Linked DNA regions of Homo sapiens: region 1 is linked to region 2. A link is a loop called in an ENCODE intact Hi-C map of the cell type or tissue named here. Cell type or tissue: heart right ventricle. All regions are shown on one strand. Each heading gives the region's core, and the rest is flanking DNA. Links, peaks and the distances in the headings are about the cores only.

What was found. Peaks named below come from ENCODE experiments on the same cell type or tissue, not always from the same donor. Only the 100,000 strongest peaks of a DNase experiment are listed, where the experiment ranks them.
Region 1: it touches region 2 in a loop (2.8-fold over the local background); 12 of 110 quality-filtered maps call a loop at or near these places.

Annotation. Positions count from the first base shown.
Region 1 is chr1:45,917,107-45,927,511 of GRCh38, reverse strand. All of the region lies in intron 4 of MAST2 (microtubule associated serine/threonine kinase 2), which reads right to left. Among named protein-coding and RNA genes, the nearest start is that of MAST2, 120 kb to the right of the region's middle. RefSeq lists an enhancer at 1-316 and a silencer at 1,901-2,195. In heart right ventricle, for the core only: no CTCF peak of the experiment used is centred there; a DNase peak (open chromatin) is centred at 4,991; H3K27ac peaks cover 3,242 bases.
Region 2 is chr1:46,022,541-46,032,945 of GRCh38, reverse strand. MAST2 (microtubule associated serine/threonine kinase 2) reads right to left here. Exons shown (of 29, transcript NM_015112.3): 13 at 9,975-10,036; 14 at 9,628-9,713; 15 at 8,966-9,174; 16 at 7,131-7,269; 17 at 5,083-5,215; 18 at 4,013-4,178; 19 at 3,379-3,480; 20 at 2,993-3,115; 21 at 2,708-2,817; 22 at 2,185-2,339; 23 at 1,656-1,939; 24 at 1,361-1,555; 25 at 542-768; 26 at 228-350. Among named protein-coding and RNA genes, the nearest start is that of PIK3R3, 100 kb to the left of the region's middle. In heart right ventricle, for the core only: no CTCF peak of the experiment used is centred there; DNase peaks (open chromatin) are centred at 4,525, 6,235 and 7,025; H3K27ac peaks cover 5,027 bases.

The sequences.
Region 1 (10,405 bases), core at 1,663-9,662, 110 kb after region 2:
TGAATTCTTATTCTCAGCATGGAACGTCCCTGAGAAAGAGAATACGCGCCTGGAGGTATTGGCTTATAAACAGCCCCCCTGGGCGTGGCCTGTCTCTTATGGTTGAGGCTGCAGGGGTGAAATAGACCCCAGTCTCCCATAGCGCTCCCAGGCTTATTAGGAAGAGGAAATTCCCGCCTAATAAATTGTGGTCAGACCGGTTGATCTCAAAACTCTATCTCCTGATAAGATGTTATCAATGACAATAGTGCCCGAAATTTCATTAGCAATTTTAATTTCGCCTCGGTCCTGTGGTCCTGTGATCTCGCCCTGCCTCCACTTGCCTTGTGATATTCTATTACCCTGTTAAGTACTTGATGTCTGTCACCCACACCTATTCGCACACTCCCTCCCCTTTTGAAAATCCCTAATAAAAACTTGCTGGTTTTTGTGGCTTGTGGGGCATCACGGATCCTACCAACGTGTGATGTCTCCCCCGGACACCCAGCTTTAAAATTTCTCTCTTTTGTACTCTGTCCCTTTATTTCTCAAGCCAGCCGACGCTTAGGAAAAATATAAAAGAACCTACATGATTATCGGGACAGGTCCCCTGATAGGCAAGAGCAACCATTTGGCATCTAGCCATACAGGATTATATCTTCATTCAGGGTCACCTGGAGCCAGGGTCTATGAAAAACTATCTGTCGCATATAAGGGTTCCTGAAGTTAAAGCACAGCACTAGTCTTCATTATTTTACCTTTTCAATGAAAAAACAAAAAAAAAAAATCAAAAAACCTTCCCTACTCTAACAAGAGAATCACTTCTTCTGAAGATACTCTCAAGATGCGCTTTCCCTGCTGTAAGAGGAGAAATGAAATACCTTGAAACCGTTTTGATGGACTTTCCTCATTGCCAAAAAATGGTCTTTTAGAAAGAATGTAATTCAAAGTGTTTTTCATTTCAGTCCATGTCCTGCTGAGCCCCAACAGGCCAGTTTTCAGCAGAAACAATTAGTGAGAATGCATGAGAGGGCAGGAGGGCACCCAGCTGCCACTGCCTCACCTAAGCCAGTAATGGAGCTTCTGCAGTATGGACATATGGTAGGCAATATATCCAAGGGAAAATAAGAATATGAGAAAAGTAATAGAAGCAAAGAAAAAAGTAATGGAAGCAAAATGAAGTGCTAAGAATTAGCAACATCTGAGTCTCCCAACAATGGAAGCAGCAAAATAACCAGTCTAGCAGCCCAGGTAATATCTAAACAATTGTAGATGTACTGACTCACTTAATTCTTACTATAATCCTTGAAATACTATTGTGAGTCCCATTTTAATAATGAAGAGAACTGAGGTAGAAAGAAGTGAAGTAATCTGCCTACCACCACTATGCAGCAGGGCCAGGATAAGAACAAGTTCTGGGAGATGTTCCTCTTTTGAAATTACTCTGAAAAGCAGTTGTTTAAAAAAAGACAAGACAAGAAAAGCAGGTGTTGGTAAAATGAAAATAGTGCTTTCTCTTTGGCAGGAAATAATTTTGACACTACCAAAAAGGGGTTTCAAAGGTTGCCTAGTTCTGGAGGAGGCCCAAAGGAACACCTGTCCATTTGCCACGCAAGTCTACCAAAAGTCTCTCATACGTGTGACATAGGAGGTGCCAGAGAACTAAATTGGTACCACTGGATGAAAGCTTTGAGAGTGAACTGCTTGTTGCTGAAGATGTTCAAGCAAAGGCTGAATAGCTTTTTGCTAGACATTGTATGGAAGAAATTCCTATGCAGTAGGAAGCAAGATAAAGCTAGAATGCTTCCAATATAAAAATCACTCTAGTAAGGATTTCCTGCTGCAAGCCCTCCTACTTCAGGGCTGACAAAGTCTATGGCAATTCAAAACTGATTCAAAACCTAAGTCATTCTGTGTTCCATTAAGCTGTTAACATCAAACTTCTCTCTCCAGCAGGCCTACAGCTGGGCCAGTGAATAGCCAGAGACACAACTGCCTCCTCTCTTCAAGGACACCACTTACAACACAAAGTCAATCTAGCACTCTTACTCTAAAAATGCAACACCCCCATCTGAGTGCCAATCAATACTCTGGAATCATTTTCTTAGAAGACATGCAAATGGAGTAAAGGTTAGTGGTTATTTAATTTAACCCAAATCACAATGAAATTTATTATGCCTCTTAAGGTTCATCATACCCATCTGAGACACTTAAGAGCTAGCATCAACGTTTGTTTATAACAGACTCATTCCTTCCAATCAAGGCATAAAACGCAATGTATTACAGAGCTAGAGTGGGTATCATTTCAAGACTGTATCTTCATTGTCCTTCAAATTATTACGGGCAACAATTTGTAAGGTCCTAAGACCATCCCTAAGATACAGTCAATAAAGAGGCTTAAGACCTTAAGCAGGGCTAGTCCTCACTACACTATGATGCAAGGGGACACTGTTTTCCAACTCTGGGGCAATGCAGCCAAATGCCTCAATAGCTGTGTTGGTTTACTAGGGTTGCCATACATAACCAAGTATCACAAACTGGGTGACTTAACCAACAGAAATTTATTTCCTCATAGTTCAGGCTAGAAGTCCAAGATAAGGGCATTAGCAGGGTTGGTTTCTTCTATGACCTCATTCCTTGGATTCTAAATGGCTACCTCCCTTTGTCTTTGCATGGCCTTCCCTCTGTGCTTGTCTGTGTCCTAATCCCCTCTTCTCGTAAGGACACAAGTCATACTGGATTAGGATCTATCTCAAAGACTTCATTTAACCTTAATTGCCCCTTTAAAGATCCTGTCTCCAAATACAGTGACGTTCTGAGTTACTAGGGGTTAGGACTTCAACCTATACAAATTTTAGTAGAACATAATTCAGCCTATAATAGTTATACTCATCAAATTAAAAAAAGAGAGATAAAAAAGACATCCTAATATGGCCACTGACATGACTCTGGCTGCAGTGGGGTACAGGAGCAGGCTACGGGTCCTCAGGTGCAGATGCCAAGGTGGGCAGTCCCTGGAACCCGCCCCTGGAAGTCCCCCCTCCTAGTTCCCTCTCTTCTGGAACTCAGAGTCAAATTCACTGCCAGTAGCACTCAATTTTCAGTTCTTCACTTATGCACATTGTTTACTGGAACCATTTTTCTCATCTTTCTACTTTACTTGCTAATTTGCTTAATAAATTGAGTAAGAGAGGTTCATCATAAAGATGTTGCAGAATGGAGGTTCATCACCGTTTTCACTAAGCACAGATTCTGTTCTGGACTGTGAATTTGAGTACAGAGAACAAAACTAAATTAATAGATGACAGTAATGAGCAGGGGTAAAATGGAATGATACAGGCCTAAAAAAACAGAGGGATTTTTTTGCCGAGTGTGGTGGCTCATGCCTGTAATCCCAGCACTTTGGGAGGCTGAAGTGGGCAGGTCACTTGTCAGGAGTTTGAGACCAGCCTTGCCAACATGATGAAACCCAGTCTCTACTAAAAATACAAAAATTAGCCAGGTGTGGTGGCGGGTGTCTGTAATCCCAGCTACTGGGGAGGCTGAGGCAGGAGAATTGCTTGAAACTGGGAAGCAGAGGTTGCAGTAAGCCGAGATCATGCTACTGCACTCCAGCCTAGGTGACAGAGTGAGAACTTGTCTCAAAAAAAAGAACAGAGGTTTTTACAAGAAGGTAATAAAGGTAATGACCTAGAAGTGACAACAGACTGTGGGAATACCAATTCCCACCCCCAGGATTGGAGGATTTATTAAACAATGTTATTAATACATCACCTTGGGAAAAGACCCAAGGCTGCAAAAACTACTTTGGTTCAGAACGTATGATATTACATAATGAAAATATCTCAGATGGAGACATGGAACAGTGTGGTTGTTAAGAATGTGATCTCTGAAGCCAGACTACCCAGGTTTCTATCCCAGTTCTGCCACTTATACAGCTGTGTTATCCTGAGCAATTTATTTAATCTCTCTGCACCCTCGCTTCCTGTGTGAAATAAGTACAATGATAATCTCTCTCACAGAACTGGTGTGAGAAGCAAATGACCTTTACATTTTAAAGTGCTAAGAACAGTGCCTGGGAGCTAGTAAGTGCTCAGAGTTTGTAAATTTATTAAATAAATTCTCGATTGCATATGGTTCATCAGAAACATTACAGTGATGGCAGTGGCAGCCCGTCACTGCCATGAAGCAGTCACTGCCATGACGCCGGCTGCAGTGGGGTACAGATGCAGGACACGGGTCTTCCGGTGCAGACGCCAAGGTGGACAGTCCCTGGAACCCTCCTTTGGAAGCCCCCCTACAGGCCCACTGCCCTGGGAACCCACCCCTGGGAACTGCCACAATTGGGCCAGGCTGAGCTGAGCCGTCCGCCAGTGGGAGAGAAGTGCACAGAGGAACAGGCAGAGAGGGGCACTAGGGCAGAGCTGGGCCCAGGGTGGTCCCGTGCTTGCACATGGGGCACAGAGGTCTGGCCCGAGACACAGAGCTGGGGCCATGCTTCAGGGGCCCAGGGTAGGAAGTGAAAGCGGCACCCCACAGCAGCAAGTACAGCATGCCCACATTGTTCACCAGCCCCATGGAGCAGATCACCATGTAAACAACTGGCACGGTCACCACCAGGAGCACCAGACTCGATGCGTTGGAGCAGCCCAGCACCTGGCCCAGGACAATGCATCAGACCTGGAGCCCTTGCCCAAGACTGCTAGGAGATGGAGCTGGGGCTGCATGCTCTACAGAGTCGGTGGGAGCCAGGGAAAAGTGGGAGCCCCACCCCTTCCGAGTTGGTGGGGTGGGAGCCCCCCAGGTGCAGCCACCACCGCCCTGCTGCAGCTTCAGACCCAGGCATCTCTGAACTCTCGGGCCTAGGAAGGCCCCTGCCCCTCGCAGGCTCAGAATCGTCCGCTCCCGCTACCTGGCTTCTCCCCTCTGTCAGTGCCTACTCCAACCTCGGAGCAAAGTTGGGACCCAGCCCGGGAGCTGTCACAGCCCAGCTGAGTGTGCACATGCTCGGGGTAGTGCTGACATGCCAACCCCCTTGCCACTTTGGCCCCCTCCAGGCTTTGGGCACTGACAAGCATGGGAAGGAGGCTGAGGGGTGCACTGAGGACAGCCCAGTGCTGGCCTGCAGGCACCCCTTAGCATGAACAGCCTGGTCACCATGAACAGCAGCAGGAGGCAGACAGGCTCCTGGGTGGAGAGAAGCTGGTCCACAGTGAAGACCCACCTCCAAGCCAGGGAAAGCCTGAAGCCTGGGGGATGGGTCGCCAGTCCCAGAAACCGCAAGGGCAACTTGTGGTGCTTTTCCCTGGGCCCACCCATGGCCGCCCATGGACCAACCAGCATGCACTTCCTCCCCTCTGAGGCCCATAAAAGCCCCTGGACTCAGCCAGGCTTGGGGAGAGGAGGGAGGGACCATAGGGAGATAATGGGACCACCTGCCTGCAGAAAGGAGCCACCCACTCCAGGACCTCCTCTCTGCTGAGAGCTGAACACTCAACGGGAGGACCTGCCTACAGATAGGAGCTACCCACTGCGGGTCCCCTCTAAGCTATTATATCACTCAATAAAGTTCCCCTTTGTCTTGCTCACCCTATATTTGTCTGTGTACCTCATTCCTTTTGGATGCAGGACAAGAACTCGGGACCCACCGAATGGCAGGGCCAAAAGAGCTGTAATACAAACAGAGCTGAAACATGCCCCTTGCTCAACACATTGTGGGCGACAAGAAGGAGAGAAGAGAGAAGGAGAGAAGAGCTGCAGCCCTTTGGAGAGACCAGACCTGAGAGCTCCCCGAGCCTGAGCTGTGACTCCTGCTTTGGGGCCTGGTGGCTCCTAAAGTCTCCAAGTTTCTGGGCACCACCGCGTTCCCTTGTGCCAGCTGTGGAAGTTGCTTGCGTGGCGCCTGGTCCCGATGCAGCCTCACAGTGAGCTAGCACCCATGCCAGCCCTTGGAGCTAGCTGCCCTGCTGCAGCAGTTGGCATGCCTGACTGCGTGCAGTGGCCGGACCCTATGCTCACTTGCCACACACCCTTCACTATTCCGCTCCAGTCTCTTTGGAGGCATGGGATCCAGGCTGGTAGCTTGAGGCAAGTGCAGCCTGCTGGGCCAACTGGGCCCAGCAGGCCTGAGCAAACAAAGCTCAGGCAAAAGCGTCACCAGCCACAGAGGTTTCTAGCTAGAAAAGCAACACCTCCCAGGATCCCGTAACAACAGCTGAGGGGTTAAGACCACAGACATAGGCTGGGCACGGTGGCTCACACCTGTAATCCCAGCACTTTGGGAGTCCGAGGTGGGTGAATCACGAGGTCAGGGGTTTGAGACCAGCCTGACCAACGTGGTGAAACCCCGTCTCTACTAAAAATACAAAAATTAGCTGGGCGTGGTGGCGGTCGCCTGTAATCCTAGCTACTCAGGAGGCTGAGGCAGGAGAACTGCTTGAACCCGGGAGATGGAGCTTGCAGTGAGCCGAGATTGCGCCACTGCACTCCAGCCTGGGTGACAGAGTGAGACTCCGTCTCAAACAAACAAACAAACAAAAAACACCACAGACATTGGAGTAAGATACTGTGGGGTTGAATGGTAGTTTCTACTACTTATTAATAACTTCCTTAACTTCTCTGTACTACAGTGTCTTCATCTATAAAACAGATTTACTCAGATTATCCACCTCATCGAAAAAAAAATGAACATGTGTCACCCACCTCATCAGAGTATTTTGAGAATTAAATTTAACAAATGTAAGTCATTTTAAAAATGTTAAGACATAGTAAATGCTCAGCAAATGTTACCTATTCTTATTCTTTTGACATTACATTTTCCAACTTTTCTTGACTAAGGAAGATAAAATAATTTTAAAATAATCTGCTTCTATTGGGCTTATGCAACGTGAATCAGTCAACCAATAATCTCATAAAGCAATAAGAACAACTAATGACAGAAGCATGAGCTCAAAATATTAGCAAGACTAGACTTCTGCTTCTCATCATTATGGGGAATCAGAGATCAGATTTACCCTTGCACCTTAAAAACAAAAAAATTAGATGAAATATATGAAACAATAGTTTGCAGACACTGGACCGATGGGAAACATGCAAAATAAGCCCTAAGACTGCATGCCTAGGAAGCAGCAAAAGGGGGTACTCAAACAGAGTCCAGCAGTCTCCCTGAGTTGAGAAGACAGAGTTGAGAACTTGGGGAGGCTAAGGTGGCTAGAATTTTCAAAGCAGGGTACCAGAGAAGACAGATATACAGAGGGGAACTCTGGAGATCTGCAGGGGCTTCCTCTGAGTTTTTAGCTGAATATCTATCAGCATATGTGGATAAGGAAACTATCCAAGAACATGAGCAGGTACCCTCTTCAGGGCTCACTAAGGACCCAGAATCGTTCATGCTCCCATCAGCCTGAGTGGAAAAAACTCACAATACATGGGCATCAAATAGAGTACTCAAAGTATTGCCTCAGTAGTAAGAAAAAATTAGCCTCAAGTGCTGCCCTGGTCTCACCAAACAAAGCCTGAAAGTATTCCTTCAAAGGATCAAACAATTTCTAAATAACTGCATCCCAGATTCTCAAGAATGTTTAAAGGAATATAAAAATATCTAGCAAACAACAAGCTAAAATAATCTTGTCATATCAATGAACTGGCACTTTGCATGGCATGGATACAAAAGAAGAATGGAATGAAGCACTAATACAGTGACCACACATGTTAGTAAGTCTATGAAAAAAAAAAAAAAAAACATGAAATTTAACAAGCTCCAAAGCTGTAAGATGTTGCTCCAGGTTGTGTGTTCTGAGACCATAGTCATCAAGAGATACTCAAAACCATGTGCCAGGACTGGGTACATCTTGGGGGCTACCCAACTTACAATCTTTCTCAGCCTCATACGCCAAGCGCTAGTACGTCTAGAAGAGGTGCCTTCAGAGAGAAGTTAGCCTCTAACATTGTCCTATGTCAGTCTATCACTGTCCCAAACTGTCTGTGGAATTTAAGCTCCTGTATCAAATAATGTCACTTAAATCTGTGTGATACATTGTGTTTCACTTAAACTTTTAGTTTTTCAGGTTACTATTCTCTAACAAAAAGCTTAACAAATACCTACTGATCAATCACGCTTTCCTTTTTTAACATTTTTTTTTCAACTGGCTTCTAAGATACTTCTCCTAGTCCTTGTTCCTGAATGAATAGCTAATTCATTTTAGTCTAATTCCTCACTATCGCCCCAACCTCTAAAACTTGCCCCAGAGCTCAATCCTTGGATATCTCTTCCTCCTCTATCAATTCTACCTTTAAAATAATCCCCAAATCTGACCACTTCTTATCTGAATCATCATGGGTTCAAATAACCATTGTCTCTTACCTAGTGGCCTTCTAACTATAACCAGAGTGTGTTTTTTTGTTAGTTTTTGTTTTTTTGACAAGGTCTGGCTCCAAGGCTGGAGTGCAGTGGTATGATCTCAGCTCACTGCAACCTCCACCTCCCAGGCTCAAGCCATCCTCCCACCTCAGCCGCCAGAGTAGCAGGGATTACAGGTACGCGCCACCATGCCCAGCTAATTTTTGTATTTTTTGTAGAGATGGGGTTTCACCATGTTGCCCAGGCTGGTCTCGAACTTGTGAGTGGTCTTGAACTCAAGCAATCCGCTCACCTCGGCCTCCCAAACTGCTGGGATTACAGGTGTAAGCCACTGCGCCCAGCCCAGCGTGATCTTTTGATCTACGTCAGATCATGTCATTCTTATTTAAACCTTCCAGTGGCTACTTATCTCACCCAGCATAAAAACAAAAGTCCTGGCCAGTAGTGGTGGCTCATGCCTGTAATCCCAGTGCTTTGGGAGGCCGAGGCGGGTGGATAACCTGAGGTCAGGAGTCTGAGATCAGCCTGGTCAATATGGTGAAACCCTGTCTCTACCAAAAATACAAACATTAGCTGGGTGTGGGGGCAGCCGCCTGTAATCCCAGCTACTCGGGAGGCTGAGGCAGAAGAATCACTTAAACCTGGGAGGCAGAGTTGCAGTGAGGAGAGATTGTGCCATTGCACTCCAGCCTGGGTGACAAGAGCGAAACTCTATCTCAAAAAGCCTCAAAATTGTTTAATCTGGCTGCCCACTACACTTCAGGCCTCATTTCCCAATACTCACCACCTAACTTATTCTGTACCAGTATCACTGGACTCTGTTGCACAAAGAATACATGGAGCAAGCTCCTAGATCAGGCCCCTGGCACTTCATGTTGCCTCCACCTGGAACACTCTTCTTCCAGATATCTCCATTCAGGCTCTATGACTTCCTTCAGGTCTTTTATGTCAACTTACCACTGAGGACCTACCTGACCACCTTATATAAAATGTCAAGCCCTGGCCTCTACATTCTCTTATCCTACTTTATTTTTCTCAGAAGCACTGTCTATCCGTTATGTTACATATTTACTCATTAACTTGTCTCTCTTTCTCCACTAGAATCTAAGCTCCCTGAGGACAGGGATTTTATTGCTTTATGTTCACTGCTTTGTTTCCCATGCCCAAAACAGTGTCCTAGCAGATAGTACGTAATCAAATAATGTTGAATATAAGAAAAGGAAGACAGAAAGAAATGGGAGAAGGGCTATTTTCCTCAACCTGAACAAACCATTTAACTTGTTTTGGACTCAAATTTTCCCATCGTGTAAAATGTGAGGTTTGAACTTTTTTACCTCCTAAGAGTTCTAGCACTCTGCCATGCTATGGGGTGGTCACAGGTCATAGTTCACAAGGCTGTCCAATGGTCAGGATGGGCACACAACTTATAATAGCCTCAAAAATCCAAGTACTGATAACCTACCCTCCTTTCTCCTGACATTTTGAATACAACAGAAATCTGTGATATTTATTTTACTCTTCTCTGTGACAGAACCAAGACTCTTACTCCATTTCTCCCCATTATTAAGGAGTAAGGTATGCGTTTTACCATTTGGCCAGAAGCAATTGTCAAGGCCCAGATTCACAGCAAGTTTCCTTACCTCCACGGCAGTGGGCGGCTGGAACAAGGAGTGCCAGGACTGCTGTGGGCTCGTGGGTTCAGGAAAATGGCAAGAGGAGAAGTAGCCAAAGCACAATCAGCACTAAATGGGACTTTAGTGAGGAAGAGGGCTGGAGCAGATGTGGGTGAAAACATGTGCTGGTTTACTTCAGCTCCTCGGCAAAGGGTAGAGATTCTGACAAGGTACCACAATAGGAAAAAAACAAGGTCAGTGATAACTTTTCAACCAAAAAGAAACATATTCAAAGTGGCTTGGTTTAGGCAAAAAGCTCAAGAAAAGTAAGTGGTCAAAAATCATTCTCCAATATCATACTTCAGTACCAATGTTGGTACAGGATGACAACAGAGACAAAAACTTAATCCATAAAATTAAAATACAACATTTAAGATTTGGCTATTCAACATAT
Region 2 (10,405 bases), core at 932-8,931:
TTGGCTAGGCTGGTCTCAAACTTCTGGTCTCAAGTGATCCACCTGCCTCAGCCTCCTAAAGTGTTGGGATTTACAGGCATGAGCCACCGCGCCCGGCCTGTGTGTACCTACATCCATACTCGGTGTAGATGTGTGTGCACCCAACTCACCCACTCCCCTAACTGCCATCACAGACTCACAGGCTGAGGTCATTCAGGGACCATGCAGGCAGCACGCCCAGCACTAACCTTCAGGATCAGCTCTACCACCTCCGTGTGCACCAGGCCATGCACAGGTTCCCCATTGACATGGGTGATGAGGTCACCTTGACGAAGCCCTGCCTCACTGGCCGGACCTCCATCCTCCACGTGCTGTGCCAGGAAGAGAACAGTACTCAGACTGGAGCCTGAACACGAAGTATGGGGCCTGGTTCTGGACATTAAGCTGTGAGCCCCTTCACCACCACCCTTTGACCCCCGAGCAGGGACAGATGGGCTCCACAAAGGGGAAGCTGGAAGGATGATGAAGCAGGGAGACAGCAGGTCTGGATGGTCAGACATACCCACACCATATGGTGCACGGTGTAGACATCGGAGTCACCCATGTAGACGCGAATGGCCCGCAGGGTGAAGCCATACTTCTTGCCAGCTCGGTGGATGATGATGGGAGGCCTCATGCTGCCAAGGGCTGGCAAGAAGTCCCTGCTTGGAGAAGAGTCCCGGGATGATGGGTTGGACGACTGAGAATGTGGGGACATGGGGCTGGCCAACGGGGAGCAGGTGTGGTGTTCTGGAGAAGGAGAAGCCAGGACTTAGTGGGTCAGAGGGCTTTGGCCTGGCCCCTGGTCCAGTCTGTTGATGTCAGCACAACTCTAGTCACAGACAGAGCCTGAGCCTAGGTCCATTTTCCCCACAGCCCCTGACCTGTGAAGCCCTCTCCCGTGTCCAGACCCCAAGAGACGGTGGTGGTGATGAGAAATGGCAGCTAGCATTTATGTGTGTATCAGGGACTATATAAGCTTGTCATATATATTTAAATGTCACAACCTATCAGCTGGCCTCTATTATATCCACATTTTTGGATAAGAAACTTGAGGCTTAGAGAAGTTAAGCAACTTGCTCAAGGTCAAGAGCCTGTTAGTGATGGAGCCAGGATTTGAGTGTGAGCTCTCTACCCCAAAGCCTGCACTTGTGACATGGTGCTGTCCTGCTTTCTGGCACATGTATACACAACCCCAGACACCAATACACACCTTCAGAGACCACAGTCAGATCTGTGCTTAACACACACACACACACCTGCCACGTGCAGAACCCTCCCAAGGCCTAGAGATTACAAGGCCCTTCCTGTGAGTTTTATCCCAGCTCCCCAGGGGCCTCACCCGAAGGAATGAGGAGTGAGAGGGCTGTGGCTGAGGCGGACTTGATCACTTTGTTGACAGGGCGAGCAGTGCGCTTCTCTGTTGAGTCCCCAGAGAGCAGCCGGTGGCGGGCCCTACGCACAGCCAGGTCACTGATGGCCTTGGCTGTGGCTCCCTCAGCCAGCTGTGAGGTCCCACGGCCTCGGGTCTCCATAGCTGTAGGCCCAAGTAAGCAGTGAGACCCGCGATGCCGCTGAGCCTCCCTGCCCTGCAGTATCCTCCAGCTTAGGTCGTTTGGCCGCCCACTGGGCCATACCTGGACTGGAACCACTGCTCCGGCCAACAGCTTCCTCATCCAGCTTTGGCCGCTGCTCCCCTGAGTGTTCAGTGACAGGCCCAGATACCCCCTCTCCAGATGGGGGTGTCAGGACCCATATACCCTCCTGTGGTTGCCTCCTGAGGGTGCTGCTGGCCTCCTCAGGGCCCTCCGGGAACCGAGGCGCATCCAGGAGGCCTGAGCAGCGGCGTCGCACTGTCATTGGAGGGCTTGAGTCACTCTCTGTGTGGGATGACTCAGACACCGACAGCCGCTTCCGTAATCTATGAGACACAAGGCCTGGGGTGAGTGACCCAGGTGGTCCCCCTCCTCCTGCCAGGTCTCCTTAGGGGCACACAAGGGTTATAGTAACAGAACTTTCCTCCGCAGACATTCCTCCAGGAGCCACCCTTGTGAATGCCCCCTCCCTGCCACCTGCACTCCTCCCTGGCATCGGAATCTCTCCCATGATCTGTGACAATGCAGGGATAGCTGTGTCGCCCACCCTGGGTGAACTCTGGGTGCTCACATCTCAGGGGAGCCAATCACCCAGCTCCGGTCTCGGCCTTTGAGCCCTGCCAGGCCATCTGAATGGTCCTCCTTCTCCTCACTCAGGCTGCGCTTGGTCGGGGGTGGTGTCCGGCGCTCCTCGAGCAGTGAGAGCCGCTCCATGCTGCTGTACACCTGTGGGCACAGGGGATGCGCTGGGGATGGGCTCTGGCAGCCGTACCTCCCAAGTGGCATAAAGCATCCTTGGCATCGGAAACCTAGGAATTTGAACCAGTCGGTTCCATCCCTCCTTCACACACCCCTGCTGAATATTTGGGGAAGGAGTTATTCCACTGATCTGACCTGGCATCTCATGTCAGGGACAGCAGTGGTTCTAGAAGCACCTATATATAGCTATATGTAGCCCCAACCCTTAGCTCCTCTTTTTCTAGAGGTGGCCCCAACCCCAACTCCCTGAGCCTGCCCCAGGTGTGCCCTTTGACAGGCCCTCTTCTTCTGATCCTCCAGCCTGTTCTGCCCATTCTGGGCCTCCTCAGTCACACCTTGTTGAACCTTGGAGAGCAGGAAGAGAACTGGCGGATCTCAAGGCAGCCATCCTCACTCACTTCTTCCTCATCCTCCGAGTCCATGTGGTGGTATCGCTCTGAGCGGGCTGGGCCAGACATAAAGGACACTTTCCTTCAGAGCCCTGCTGGTGGCCTCCTTGTGACCCCATTAGATTTCAGCAGAGCCCTGAGAAGTTGCTCCCAATGCAATTTCAGTGTGCACAGGTGTTTCTAGGCAAACAGGTAGGACCCATCCTCCACCCCACCCATCGGTGGCCTTACTGTCAAAATAGCTAGTATCATCCTCTGACTCCAACTGAGGAATAAATTCAGCCTTCTGGCGGAGAAGTCCTGTCCAGTCCAGACCAGTAAAGAATGGGTGCTGCTTCACCTCATAGGCACTGCCTGTGGACAGGGAGGACATGGGCAAGGGGGTAGGATGAGCAGCATGGAGTCTAGGTCAGCAAATCTAGCAAGAAGCCAGACCTTCAGAAGCTATACCTAGGGGATCAGCTCAAGCATCTTCCCTTTTCTGCCTACAGAGCAGGGCAGAGTTTCAGGATCCAGAGGGGCTGCCCGTAACCGAAGCCTGAACCTCCAGGGTACATGACTCAGCCTCCCTTACCCCTTTTCCAAGTAGTGAGAAAAGTTAGCAGGGCCTGCCCTACCTGTGCCAAGTCTCTCCAGAGGGTTCTGGTGGAGCAGTTTGGAGGTGAGGTCCTGGGCGTCTGGGGGCAGTGCCTCATCACCCTCAGGCCACACAATCTCATCTGAAGTCATCAGGGGTGAGAGGGAAAGGAGAAATTGTGGGTAGAGTGGAGAGATGCAGAAGAGGGTCCCAGAACAGTGAAAGGAAAGGAGGCAAAAAGGACCCAGCCTGGAGCCCCTGAAAGCCTTGCCTGGGACCCCAGTCCTTAAATTCTATAGGTTCCTAGACCATAGCTTGATCTTTGATCCACAGCAGGCACTGCAAAGCTCTAGCTCACCCTGCTTTTATACTCCACAAAACATACACAGACGTACCCCTCACACTTATGGGATGTGCACATACACAGACAGGAACACCCAGGTGTATATGAGAGACCAGGTGTCTATGAGAGACATGTGAAGCCCCAAGGGACACAGTGTGCACATGTATGTACATGCAGAAACACAGAGACACCCATCCCCAAAGCAGCAGACATCACAAACACACATGATGAGTTCAGAACAAGAGCTCACAGGCCTCACGAGCTGCCTGCATACATCATATTTGTGGATTCAGACTCTGTTTCCCCACTGGGCCAGGGGCATAGTACCTACCACTGATCACCTGCCCAAAGAGCTCCTCCGGAGTATCTCCAAAAAAAGGGACGCAGCCCACCAGGAACTCATACAGGATAATGCCCATGGCCCACCAGTCCACTGGCTTCCCATAGCCCTGGCGCAGGATCACCTCAGGCGCAATGTATTCTGGGGTCCCGCATACCTGGGCACAGAAAAGCCAGGCTGGCTCAGCCTCCTGAGGCTGCTGACTGGCATGACAGCCGGAGATGGGGGATGCTCCCATCTCGAGCAGAAGAATCTCTGAATGAAGACTCAGCCCACCTTAGTTAATGAACAAGATCAACAGAAGCCCCAGGGAACAAGAGTCGGAACTGTCAGTAGGTATTTCCTAATTAACAAAAATGTCTCATTCTAGCCCGGAACTACCATCCCTTAAGCCCTCAACACCCACCTCTGGCATGTGATCCCACAATGGGCCTCTGCACTCCAGCCTCTAACAAAACAGACCCTATCAGTCATGTAACAACTACAGGGACCGGTGAACAGTCACAACCTGAAATGTCAAACCAGGGAACATCCAGAGGCTGCCTCTCAGGACACTGGGCCACAGCCCAATGGAAATTCAGAGCTGTGTTCCAAGAACCTCAGGCTCCAGGAGAGCCTTGCCCTTGATTCAGGCTGGGAGATTCAGGACTGATCTCATATGAAACTCTGTGCTAACAGTTATATGACCTATTTTCCCCAAACCCTGAGGAGGAAGATGACTTTGGATTTTATATCCATATGATTCTCAAGGCTCATCCTGTTTTCCAAATGTGCTACCTATCTCAGTGCCTCTCTGGAACCCAAAGGTAGAAAAGATAGGGGTTCCCAATCTTAACATCTAGCTACAAGGTAGGCATATGGCCCCAAGGCCTTATTCTAGGGCCTGGAATCTATGTATGTGTACACAAATGTAGAGATGGGGTCTCACTATGTTGCCCAGGCTGGCCTCAAGCGATCCTCCTGCCTCAGCCTCCCAAAGGGTTGGGATTACGGGCGTAAGACACTGCGCCAGGACAAGGGCCTAGAATTTAACCCCCAGTGTATCAACTACCCTTCCTTACCTGCTTGTCCAGGAATTCCCGGGCATCCTTTTCAATATGACCCTCATACAAGTTCGTTGTCAGACTCATGAGGCCAATTTTGGACAGTCCAAAGTCCGTGAGCTTGATGTGCCCCATGGATGTAATTAGGAGGCTGGAAGAACGAAGAAATAAAATTAAGAAGTTATTCCTGGTTTTCTGAGAGTACTGATTTTAGTATATGCCCAGTTTCCCCACTCAGGCTTCCATGGGGGTACTGTGAGACACAAGCTGGGTAGCTTCAGCTGGGGGGACAGGCAGGTGTGGACACGTAAATCGCTCTGGCTGTGTGAGTGCTGCATTCTGCACAAGCAACGAACCTGCCTTTTGCCCATTCCCACAACTCCATTTCTGCTTATTGCCCTAACTGTATTCTATGTTGGGGGCAGGAGTCATTCAGTTGAGGAACAGAGTTTCTTCTACAGAGCTGAGATCAGCCTCATCCTAAGGCAGCTGCTGGAGCCATTCCTAGTCCCCTCTCCCAATCTGAGTGGCCCATAATACTCCTGTTTCAGGGAGAGGGGCAGGGGGCACACATAATTTTGTTCCATGTCCATGGCTGGTCTTGGGAGGAGGGTTAGTTGGGAGAAACTAGAACTAAGATCCCTTTATATACTCTGCCTGAGCCACTCATTTTGTGCTGAAGGCTTTACCCTGCCACCCTTTTATTCTAATGATTCCCCAAATAGTACCTCTGGCTCTGACTTCCTTTTTGAGCTCCAGGCCTACCCAACTGCCCATGTGTCTTACAGGCTCCAGAAACTCAACCTGTCCAAAACAAAGTCATGCCTCCCAACTGGTTCCCCTCCTCAGTGAAAAACAATAATTTTGGTTATCTGTTGAGCTCTGTGCTAAGTGCTTTAAAAATATTCTGGCCCCTGAAATGTTTTCTAGAGTAACACATCAAAGGTAGGTGTAATTATTCCCTATATTAGAAAGGAGGAACGTGAGGGTCAGGGAAACTTTAATTAGTAGACTCAAACTCAGACTTAATAAGCAGAAGAGTGGCCATTTGAATTCAGGTCTGTCTTATGTCAAAGCCACTTTCTTCCACAGAGGCTTATCACCCTGCACCAGTCCCAAGCTGGAAATCTGGAACACATCCCAGCCTCTTCTGTTCCCTCACTTCCCTTCCTACCCCCACCCCAGCCTGATCCTCTTTCCTTTATACTTCCCCACACTACCCCTCTTCTTTCTATCCTGACTCCCTGTTCTGCTGCAGGCATTGCTGTCTTTCCCTGGTCTCGGTATCTCTTTGGCAGTGGTCTCAGTGTCTCTTTTCACCGGCAGAGTGAGCTTTCTAAACCTGAACCATAATCTGGGCATGCCATTCTATCATATCTTTGGTTAGCAGACCCTTCCAAGACTCTCTAGGCCCCTTTAGAATAAAACCCAAATATAACAAAAGGGCCCTTGATGAACTAGTTCCTGCCTCTCTCTCTAGCCTTTTCTCTTACTACTCTCTCACCATCTAAGCTGTCGCCATATTGCACTATTTGTAGTTCCTGAACAAGTGCTGTTCTCTTGCACCTGTGTGACTCTGCACATTCTGCTCTCCTGCTTTAGAAAGCAGGTCTTCCTTTTTCCACTTGACTAATACCCTCTGAGAAGAAGCCTATATACATATATTTCTGTCTCCCACTGTAGACTTAAGTTCTACATGCCAGGGACTACATTTAAAAACCCACAATATAGTGCTGGCACAGAGTAGATGTCAGTAAACGTCAGGACACTTGTTTAGCCATCTACTAGATGTGCTTATTCTTTTGTTCTTGCTTGGTTTCTTCAGTGGGGCTCCTCAATGACTCTTCCATGTCACCGAAGCCTTATAGTGTTCCAGCCAGACCTTGAGGCAATGATCTGCATCTGGGGTGGTCGGGGGGCTAGAGAACTAGGCCCAGATGGACACACACAGGAGCATGTTTTCCCGGTAGCCATCTGGATAGATTTAGAGCTACTGTGCTTGCCAACATTTTATCTGGAGACCCAAGAGGGAGACCCTGGACAAGGGACACAGACTGTGGACATACTTGTCAGGCTTGAGGTCACGGTGCACGATGCCATAGTTGTGTAAGTACTCCAGGGCCAGCACAGTTTCCGCAAAGTATAGACGCACCATGTCCACAGGCAGGGCCCCAATATTCTTCAGCAGAGTGGCACAGTCTCCCCCTGCAACAAGCCCAGGCTACCATGAGGAAAGGATTCAGTTCCCTGCTCTAGCTAGCCAGCTCCCATCTGGCAGTTTCTGAGGTCCCAGAGGAGACAGCTTCATGGAATATCCTGGTGCTGGAGACTCTGATTCTAGCCCCTTTGCTGCTGGCATGGGTGGGAGACAGGGTGATATGGTTTGGCTGTGTCCCCACCCATAGCTCATCTTGAATTGCAGCTCCCATAATTCCCATGTGTTGTGGGAAGGGACCTGGAGGGAGATAACTGAATCATGGAAGTGGGTCTTTCCCATGCTATTCTCGTGATAGTGAATAAGTCTCATGAGATCTGATGGTTATTTTTATTTATTTATTTTTTTGAGGCAAAGTCTTGCTCTGTCACCCAGGCTAGAGTGCAGTGGTGTGATATCAGCTCACCGCAACCTCTGCCTCCCAGGTTCAAGCGATTCTCCTGCCTCAGCCTCCCGAGTAGCTGGGATCACAGGCGTGCACCACCACACCCAGCTAATTTTTGCATTTTTTGTAGAGACGGGGTTTCGCCATGTTGGTCAGGCTGGTCTCAAATTCCTGACCTCAGGTGATCCACCTGGCTCAGCCTCCCAAAGTGCTGGGATTACAGGCATGAGCCACCACGTCCGGCCCATCTGATGGTTTTATAAAGGGGAGCTTCCCTGCACAAGCTCTCTCTTGTCTGCTGCCATGTGAGACATGCCTTTCACCTTCTGCCATGATTGTGAGGCCTCCCCAGCCACATGGAACTGTAAGTCCACTAAACCTCTTTCTTTTGTAAATTGCCCAGTCTCTGGTATGCCTTTATTAGCAGCATGAAAATACACAGGGTATGGAGGGGGGTGGAAAGTAAAGTGAATCTGCTAATAGCTGTCATGGACATTTTTCAGGCCAGAGAGGGAAGGAACCCAGGCCTTTATTAAAAGTAATGGCAAACATGCAATTACTTTTGTACCAGCCTAATGTTTTTTAGGACAGGAATACTGCATACTGTAAACACATCTGGCTGAGATGTTAACATCTGTTCATGTTACTTCCTTCTTACTGGCTTTTAGTTTCTGAGTAAAGTAACACTATGAACTCCCAGCATGTACCCAGTAAACACTAAAGGACAGTTTTGTTCAGCTTCAGCTTCAAGACTAGGCACAGTATCTTTGGAGGCTGTACACACAGTGAGAAGGTGAGAGGGAAGGGAAACTGGCAAAGCTGCTGCCTCCCTCCAGAACTATGCCCCATGTTGCTCTTCTGTTCTATTCTCAGAGCATTTTGCTTGGTTTTAAGGGGTGTCCCCTTTGCAAGCCAGTCAGGGTAATTAATGGCTTTCCTTTCTTCTGAGGGTCCAGATGCAAACCTCCTAGCACCTAATCCTGGGCTTTTGTAGCTCTGCTGCCTCCTCTGTTGCTGTCTGATACCAGCAGTAGAGAGCGTGCAGGCTTTGGGGTGCAAGATTCTATAGCTGCTGGCCTGCTACATCCTATCCCAGAATGCCTCTCATGGTAGAGGCAGGGAGCTTTGTGCCCACTGTGGCCAAATGGTCTCTGTGATCCTGAGGCAGAAACCAATGCCAAAGGTGGACTGGAAAGCTGGGCCCTGAAACTTCACCTCTGTACAAAGCTGCTGGTCCCTGTTTAAGGCTAAGTCTCAGACTGTGCCTTGGCCTCCATGCCAGGCCACCTTTGCCTCAGTACCTTCAACGTACTCCATCACCATGCACAAGTGGCGCTTGGTATCAAAGGAGCAGAACATGCTGACCACAAAGGGGTTCTCAGCGAAAGTCAGTATGTCACGCTCCACGAAGGCCTGCTGGATCTGGTTCCGTAGGATCAGGTTCTGCTTGTTGATCTTCTTCATGGCAAAGCGCTGCCGGGTGGACTTGTGCCGCACCAGAAATACAGCCCTGGGAAACAAAGTCCGGCCCATCCCCCATGGACCCTCAGCACCTGAGCTGTGCTCTCTGCCACCCAAACTGCCTTCTCTCACACCTTAATTAATGCACAGAACAAGGGGGCAAGGGCATGCATATCAGTGAGAAGGGTCTGGGACCCCCTGGTCCATAGAACTCTTAAACTTCTTGATAGACCATGTCCTGATGACACGGCTCAATGCTTCCCCAGAGCTCAGGGAATGGAGGATGCGTGGTAGTAAGAGGCGTGGGAATCTTGTCTGGGAAAGGAACAATGATCGGATGTCAGAGGAATCTGAACTCCTGCCCACCCAGGAGGCTTCTGGGAGTGAGAAGGTCCACCCCGAGGCATCTGCCCAGAGGACTGGGCAGCATACACTCTCACATGGAAGAGATCAAAGGCTGACCCGGCTTCAGTCCTGGCCACACCCTGACCCCTGCCTTTACCCATAGGCGCCATTGCTGATGAGCTTAATGGTCTCGAAGTCCTCTTCAGAGGGTGTCTTTTTAGATGGCAGAGATGCCCCATGGCCCTGGAAGACAAGGGAAAAGGCAGGAGACAGGCATGCTTCTCAGAGCCCATATCCTTGCAGAAGCTGTGGCTCTAGCATCTTCTCAGCTGTCAGCTCTAGTGCAGTCTCCTGCTCATTCTTCTGGGAGTAGAATGACTTCTCAGTGTTTGCTGTCACCAACTCCCCCATCCCTTCCTCAGATATTCTCTTAAAGAGAATTCATAGCTCTTTGCTTCATAGGGCCCAGGCTCCAGGAATGGGGTAGGAGCTCAGGGTTTTTACCTCAATAGAATCATCTGTCTCTGGAGTGTCAGGACTGTCACAGCTGCTCAACTGGGCCATTTCTGGAAACAAAGATACAAGAGAAGAATGTGCGTGGCAATGTCAGGTATCTCAGCAGTATCCTCAGATCACACAACAGGTGCATGTAGGGTAGTCATTAATGCTTTTTGCATCAGCCTAGGATGTGAATTCAGTCCCATGGCACTATACCCAATGTAGTCCCAGCTTTTGGATCAGGAAACAAGCCAAATCCTACTGCTACTCCCATTTCCAGAAGTCCATTGCCATTCACAGGGCCTGGCAAATTCTATAAACTGGGGACATTTCCTGGAAAACAGGGCCTGAAACTGGGTTACTAGTTCCCATCCTGCTGGCCAAGACTGCTTCACTGGATGGGGCTGGGAAGCACAGAAGGCAGGAGCAGGATACCT